Regions from separate parts of the Mus musculus genome. Here region 1 is linked to region 2. A link is a contact called in ENCODE Hi-C or POLR2A ChIA-PET data. All regions are on one chromosome and are shown on one strand. Each heading gives the region's core, a stretch centred on a gene start or an enhancer-like site at or near the end of the contact. The rest is flanking DNA. Distances are from core to core; before and after follow the strand shown.

What was found. Hi-C counts contacts between places; a loop is a spot of excess contacts on that map. ChIA-PET counts read pairs that join two places held with the same protein, here RNA polymerase II (POLR2A).
Region 1: a loop to region 2 is called in a map of left cerebral cortex, with 2.8 times the contacts of the local background. The contact joins the enhancer-like site here to the promoter of Zfp469 in region 2. A Hi-C loop is called at or near these places in 5 of 37 maps with a recorded cell type or tissue (CH12.LX, adrenal gland, gastrocnemius and 2 more). POLR2A ChIA-PET finds 5 or more read pairs at or near these places in 2 of 5 experiments (Patski and embryonic stem cell).

What each region holds. Positions count from the first base shown.
Region 1 is chr8:122,189,105-122,192,759 of GRCm38, forward strand. It overlaps a transcript of Zfp469 not described here. Among named protein-coding and RNA genes, the nearest start is that of Zfp469, 39 kb to the right of the region's middle. Within about 2 kb of position 1,752, at least 1 of the 3 ENCODE cell types and tissues checked has a DNase peak (open chromatin) inside an H3K27ac peak, as active enhancers do; it is heart, where a contact is called at or near this core.
Region 2 is chr8:122,229,000-122,232,210 of GRCm38, forward strand. It overlaps Zfp469 (zinc finger protein 469), which reads left to right and starts at 1,275. Exons shown (of 3, transcript NM_001362883.1): 1 at 1,275-1,412.

The DNA.
Region 1 (3,655 bases), core at 502-3,001, 39 kb before region 2:
TAAAGGGTTTTCAGCCATTAGACTGGATACAGCTAGCGATGCTCCAATATTCAGTTTCAGGTGAGCAGACCAAAGGGCTGAGAAACCAAGGTGCCAATGGTCTATACTAGCTGTGATGTAACTGCAGAGCAGGCAGGCCTGCCGCCCCACCTTAGCCAGCATCCTTTGACACTCTGGAAGAAGAAAATGTCAAAGTCTATAATCATCAGAATGTAGACTGTTGTCTACTTTGAAAAAGTCACCCATAGAAGGCCTGTGTTCCAGGAAGAGGTGTTGGCGAGAGCAACCAGTAGATCACCCCTCACCTTTGACCCCTCAGAAAAAGATCTAGGACGACAGAGGTGAATAAAGCCACCAAGGAGTGTGACCGAGTTAAGTCCAGCATCAGATCAGCACCTGTGTGTCTCACACACCTGGAGCAGTGGCCTGGAGGGTGTTGGGTGGATTGTCATCCCCGAGTATGGATCTCCCAGGAGCCAGGGATAACAGTCTTTGCCCTTGCAATTAAAGCAAAGATCTCAAGACGAGATCATCCCAGATTAGAGCGAACCCCTTATCCAATGAAAACTGTCCTTATAGAGAAAAAGAGAGGTTTTGCACAATCTGCTTCTCTCTGCCTGTGGTCAGGATCTTTTCCTTTAGTAAGAGCAGCATTGCTGTTAGTAGTGGAAAATGCTCTCCGGGCCAGGATGCCATCAGTCCCAGGTGGACCCAGGGAACACTGTATCCATCCTTGAGACCTGCATCTGCTCACCTGAAGCCCCAAGTATTGGGGCATCACTGGCTATCTCCAGTCTAATGGCTAAAAACCCCTTACTAGATTGTCAGCCTGGTGCAGACACCTCATATTGGTGGTTAATTATGGTGATGTCAAGGGGAGCCTGTCTCCTGCCACCTCCCCTACCCCTCCCTCTCTCATGTTCTCTCCCTCTCTGGCTCATCATGTGCTTCAAGGCTAGTATATGCCTTTCCAGGGTTAGCCCATCCTTCCCTTGGTATTAAGTGGCCAGGTTTCCTTGGACAGAGGCACCTAAAGCCATTAGCACCTTTCCATAGAACTAGTGTGGGATATGTAGGAGTGAGATGGTGTGTGTGTGTGTGTGTGTGTGTGTGTGTGTGTGTGTTTGTGTAACACAGTTGCCATCACTGTGTCTCTGGCAGACTCTGAAGCCACTCAGGCTGTTTCTGAGTGTGCAGGTCCAGCCTGTCACTGTGGCTCAGTCATGGTGCTGAGCCCCCAGCCTTTTTTCTCCCTGTCTGTGGCTTAGATCTGTCATCTGTTTCGCCCCTTCTGTAGAGACCATGCTGAAATGGGAGCCAGCTTGTGTTCCCTCTGGCAGCTCCGGCAAGCGTCCTACCTGCCTCTGCTTCTTGCTAGCTGGCTGCCCCAGATGGTTGCGTCACTCCGTCCGCCTTCCTGGTCACATGACCACATCCTCTGAATGGACCTCTCTACTCCTCTAACAAGGATGGCAGACTTGATGGATTTGGGCCAACCCTGACGTAACAGGATCTCAATTGAAACTGATCACTCAGGGGCCTTGAGTTGGAGGGACAAATTCTCCAGGTTTAGAGGCAAGTAGTGGGCAGTCACCCACAGCCCAGACTTGGGTTCCTCTCCAAATCAGGGGGAGGCTGAACTCTAGCAACAGGCCTGGGCTTTGAACTTCTAATTCCATCTTCTGCCTCCTTCCTGTTGGCCAGTGTCCCAGGCTGCTGAGACATGGAGAGGTTTCAATGAGGCACAGGGAGACGATGCCTGTTTTATAGGGTGACATGTCCCGCCGGCATCACAGCCTGCTGCTAATTACCAGCTCCCTGCATCTCCCACCACCCAAGCCTCTCCGGTGAGGCTCGTCTGGAGCAGCAGTCAGGATAGTTCTGGCAAAGCTGTCAAATGGCCTCTGCCGCCGCCGCCTCGGCTAATGATGATGTCTGCTGTGGGTGAGGTGCTTCCCAAAGCGCTTTCCCAGCCTCGGCCTGTGAGGACCGTTCTCATCAAGAGACAGGGCCCTTACTAGCGAGGGAGGGGACCACTCTTAAGGGAACTTCCTCCCTGACTTCCTGCTCCTTTCCTGGCTCAGACCCAGAGTCCTGCACCTGGACCAGTTGGCCAGGCTTTAGCCTCCCATTCCTCCCCGCCACCCCCAGGGCAAAGGCAGCTGTGCACTGGCCTCTGTTCCTTGGGCTCTGCATTCAGTCACTGGCCACCGAAGCCGATAATTCTCTAAGGTAGACTGGGCGGACAACCTTTCTCATAGGAACCTCAAAAAAGGAAAGTGTGGGGAGCCAGGAATGGATCTTCTGGGCCATGGACAGACTCCCTTTCAGTGCTCCCAGCGGAATAGTCAGAGGCCCCTTCCCCCCCACACACACACCTCCAGGCAGGCAGGGGCTCTAGCATTGGGCACTGATGTCCTACCCACAAGGCCCAGGGTTGGGTCCAGTCTGTGGGCAGGAGTTCTCTGATTGACTGGTGATATTTTCCCCCAGCACCCTGGGGTCTTACCGTACTCCTGACTCTCCTGTCAGAAGGCTACCGCTCTGTCCCAACTGCGTGGACAAGGAAAAGGCTATCTTGCTAATAGCTGTTTCCCTCCCCCCACCCCCTCCGGGACATTTTCTACTCTCCTTTGGACTTGGCTATCTAAAATGAGCTCTAGGGTGCCCAAGCACAATTTAGCTATCGTAGAAGGACCCCAGGGGCCCAAGGAGAGCCACGTCAAATGTAGGCTGCTGACCTTTGAACTAGGTAAACCTGTGTTCCCCTAGAACCGGTGAGTGCACCTCAGTTTGGAGATATATTTTTGCAGATGTGGCCAGTTATGATGAGACAGTGGTGGTATCTCTATCAGAGAGAGTGGGATGTGGGGGCTGGGACAGCGTTATCACAAGCCAGTGATGTCAGGGAGGAGCCTGCCATGGAGCCTGAGGAGGGAACATGGCAGCCACGCCTAGGTTTCACATTGTGCTAAGGGGGTCTTCTCACCCTCCCAGCTGCCCTGACACTTTCCTTATTCTGGGATTTCAGTCAGAGCAGAGGTGTACAGTGAGAGAACTCCACCTCAGAAGACACCACAGAACAGAGGGTTGGGAGTGTCGGCCAGAGTCACGGGCCTCTACCCCAGGGTACTCTAGCTTGGCTCTGGGCAGCCTGAGTTGCAGCCTGTTTCTGAGACAGGCCCTCCCCTGTATGGACTCTTGTCTCCACAGCCTCGCTTTGTCATGGGGATTGGCCCCACGTCTCTGCTCTCCGAATCAGAGGGGATGTCCTCCCAGCCTTAAACACAGTGCGCCTTGTGGGAAAAGGCACAGGGGTCACAGTGTGTGGGTGCTTCAGCAGCTCCATGTGTCCCTCTGCTGCTCTCTACAAGCTGGGGCTCCTCTTTTGATGGGACATTCAGCCACCAAAGAAATCAAGGCTAAGAGTGACTGTCTGTCTGACGGAGGTTACCCAATAGATACAGGATGCACCCTGCATCCAGATCTTACAAACCAACCCAGGGACTCCCCTGGAATTCTGTCAGCAAGTGGGGCTAAGAACTTGGCCCTGGCCTCTGTCTTTGTAGAGGAGTGTGGGCGGGGATGGGGGTGGGGTGGGAGCTAAGACATGATTTTGAAATGGCAGGCACCAGGGAGCCTCAGAGAGCAGTGA
Region 2 (3,211 bases), core at 25-2,524:
AGCATCCTGGAAGCCTGCGCCCAGCCTTGCTTTGCATGATAAAGGTGTTCCCAGGAGTGAAACTGGAACTTCTGAGTGGCAGCTAGACCTACTGGGGGTGGGAGCTGTGGAAGGGCTCTTTCTGACAGGGTCTCTTTCCGTGAAGTACCCCCGCCTGTTGAGAAGCCCACAGATCAATGGTCAGTGATCCAGTTCATCTAAAGTGGAGTCAGTGATCTTCTCTCTCTCAGGACCTGGGGCTGTGAGCTCACATCGTGTACGTGTGTGCGTGGAGACCAGAGGTCGGCTTCAGGTGCTGTCCGCTTTGTTATGGAGACAGGTTACCCTGGAGCTCACCGAGTAAATTAAGCTGCCTGGCCAGCTAGCCCCAGGGATCTGCCTGGCTCTTGCTTCCCCAGCACTGGGTTCAAATACACGCCACACCTTGCCTTTTTACTCAATGCTGGGGCATTGAACCCTCATGCTGAGCTGAACATCTTAACATAAGCTCTTCCAGCTGTGTGGCCTCTGGCAGATTCCTGATCTGTGAAGCTTGGGTTCATGTTAGATGTGGCATTTTGTCAGATGATCTTAAAGGTGCCCCTCCGTCTCTAGAGACCTAAATAGCTCCTTCGGTCCCCACTACGTTCCAGTGTGCTCATCCCCAGGCTGGATGATGGCCCAGTAGGAAGCCACCAAGGTTGATGACTTCGAGCTCTGTGTTATGACAGAAGCCCGCTGGACATCTACTCCAGGCCGCAGCACCTTAGAGTGTCAGACTTATGTACTGGGGGGTAGGGGGAGGCTTAACCTGAATTTTCCCCTAAACAGGTGTCAGCTATGGCCCGGGCCCTAACCTTCCGGGACAGAAGCCAGAGGAAGAGGTTTAGTTGCTTTTGGTGGCCCAGGGACTGGGAGGAGCGAAGGATGGATAGAGCTGCGACTGGAAGCCACACGGTGGAATGGTGGCAGCCGTTTCCGAAGTTGCGCTGAAGCCAGGCTTTCCGCCCAGCGGCGTGCCAGCTGTAGAACTGGCCAAGGAGCGTGTTGTGGGGGGAGAGGGTTGGTGACCGGGGAGAGAGTTTCCCACCAGGCCGGCGTGGCTAGGTGGATCACATGAAACCAACACCTAGGAAAAGCCGTGCTAAAAATAGCCGGGGCGGGGCGGGGGGGGGGGGGGGCGCAAGCGTGTAACCCAAGCCGGGGCGCTGCTGTGCGTCCGGCCTCCGCGCGAGCGCTGCCCGCGGACCGGCCCGGGAGGCGGCCCTCTGCTCGCACCCCGCCCCAGGCGCAGCGCGGCGGCTCGGTGCCCGGCGGACGGGCGGGCGGGCGGCCGGGGCGCTGCGGGCGGGGATGAGCGCTGGGGCTACGCGGTCCGGGCGCGGGCGCCCCGCGCGTCCCGGGAACTGGAGCTACGCGCGGCCGGGGCGGAGGTGAGTGCGCGTCGCTGGGGTGATCAGGGACGGGTGCGGTCACCGCGCTGCCCTCCAGGCGCACGGCTGGCCTCGGGTTCCGACACACGGTGAGACGAGCTGCAGGCGCCGAGTACCGAACTCGGGGCTGCCTGGCCCAGCCCCTGAGAGAGCTGTTGGGGATGTCGCCCGCGAGTTGCGAAGCACAGAGCAAGCATCACCAGAGCCCAGGGGAGTCGGAGCCACGGGGCTGCGGGAGGTGAAGCGGTAACTCATTCATTGCGACTTGGAACCGTTCGTATGCTACTCCACCGCCGCCCGCTCGGGACCCCCTAAGGTCTGATTCCGCGGGCGGGATGGGGTCCGGCTAGCGGACTTGAGGGTCACCACGCTCTTGCTTCCGCCAGGAGGCCCATCGCGCCCCCACCCACCCTGTGCTTTGGGGCAGCTCCGCTGGAGGAGTCCACGGAGTTAAGCTAAGCCGACCGCGGAGACACTGCGCCCCTCGTGGCGATGGTGGGAAGGGGAGGGTATCGTAGCGGGATTCAATCGGACTTCCAGTGGCGGCCTGGACCCTGTCCTGCACCCGAGACCCCAGGGTAGAAGCAGGGATGTGCATAGCAGACAGGAAAGCGGAACAGCCGGGCTGCTGAGTGGGGCTCGGGCTCCAGCTGAGACAGTTGATGGCTTTTCTTCGGGCTCCTCTGAGCCGGCTGTGTGGGGACTGTGCCACGTGTTACTACTGCATTTAATCTTCCTAGTGAAATGGGTGGAACCCCGTGCTCTAGATGAAGAGGGTCAGAGTGGCCTGTGTTGCACAGCTGGAAAGCAGCAGAGGTGCTGACAGTCCAGAGCCACACTGCCAGTTGACTCTGGTCCAGTTCCCCCTGTTAGAGGGACAAAGGTGTGTCGAGGCCTCTGTGTCCTGCACTGTCCCAACCGTCTTTACTCAGCCAACACCCAAGTCCGGAAAATAACAGACAAGCGGGCAAAATGCTTGGGCATATTGACGGGGCCAGTCGGGGAGAGCAGCAGCTGGCCAGCAGTCCCTTCAGGATGGCATAAGCTTGCCTGGCAGGTCCCTTTTGCCATAAGCTTGGCCTGGCAGGTCCCAAACAACTGGGCAGAGCCAACAGAGTGTGTCTTCCTTATTGTGAATGGGAGAAGGCAGCAGAGGACGGCACAGGGTTTCTTCAGTCTGGGAGATAAGGTGAGACAAAGCAAGTGGACTCCAGGCTGTCAGTATCCCAGGGCATTGTAGAGGCCGTGGGAGAGCCAAAGAGAGCTCTGAAGTCATGAGCTTACAGTGTCAGTGATTTAGTCTCCACAAGACCCCACCCTCCACCGACCCAGGTCAGTGGCTGCTTGTATGCCCCCAGCGATGGCCTCTCACTCCTTCACAGCAGCCTGAGCCTTCTGTCCTGCCGCTACTGGAGGATCCGTTTCAGCCCAAGCCCCTAGCTGTCAATCACCTGGAGTGACAGGCGACACAGTAAGCCTGGAGTTGCCACAGTTGCCTTGGAGAAGTTAGTGGTATGTCACTCCCCACCAAGTCTTTGGAGCATGTACCTTTTACAACTTGGCATTGCAAGCCAGGAAGTGTCCTGCCACCTGCTTTGGGAAGCAAGCCCTGGGTCTTTCTCTGCGTGCCCTTGCTAAGTACTGACATGGCCTGGAAGCAGAGGCCAGGCCACACACTGAAACTTATGTGCAGCCTGGGCTTCTGGGCCAACCCCCAATCCATCTTGGGAAGAATTCCATTTCTGGGTCTGCTTTCTCCTCTAGAGCTGCAACGGTGTGGAGGAGGGGCATACTTGCAC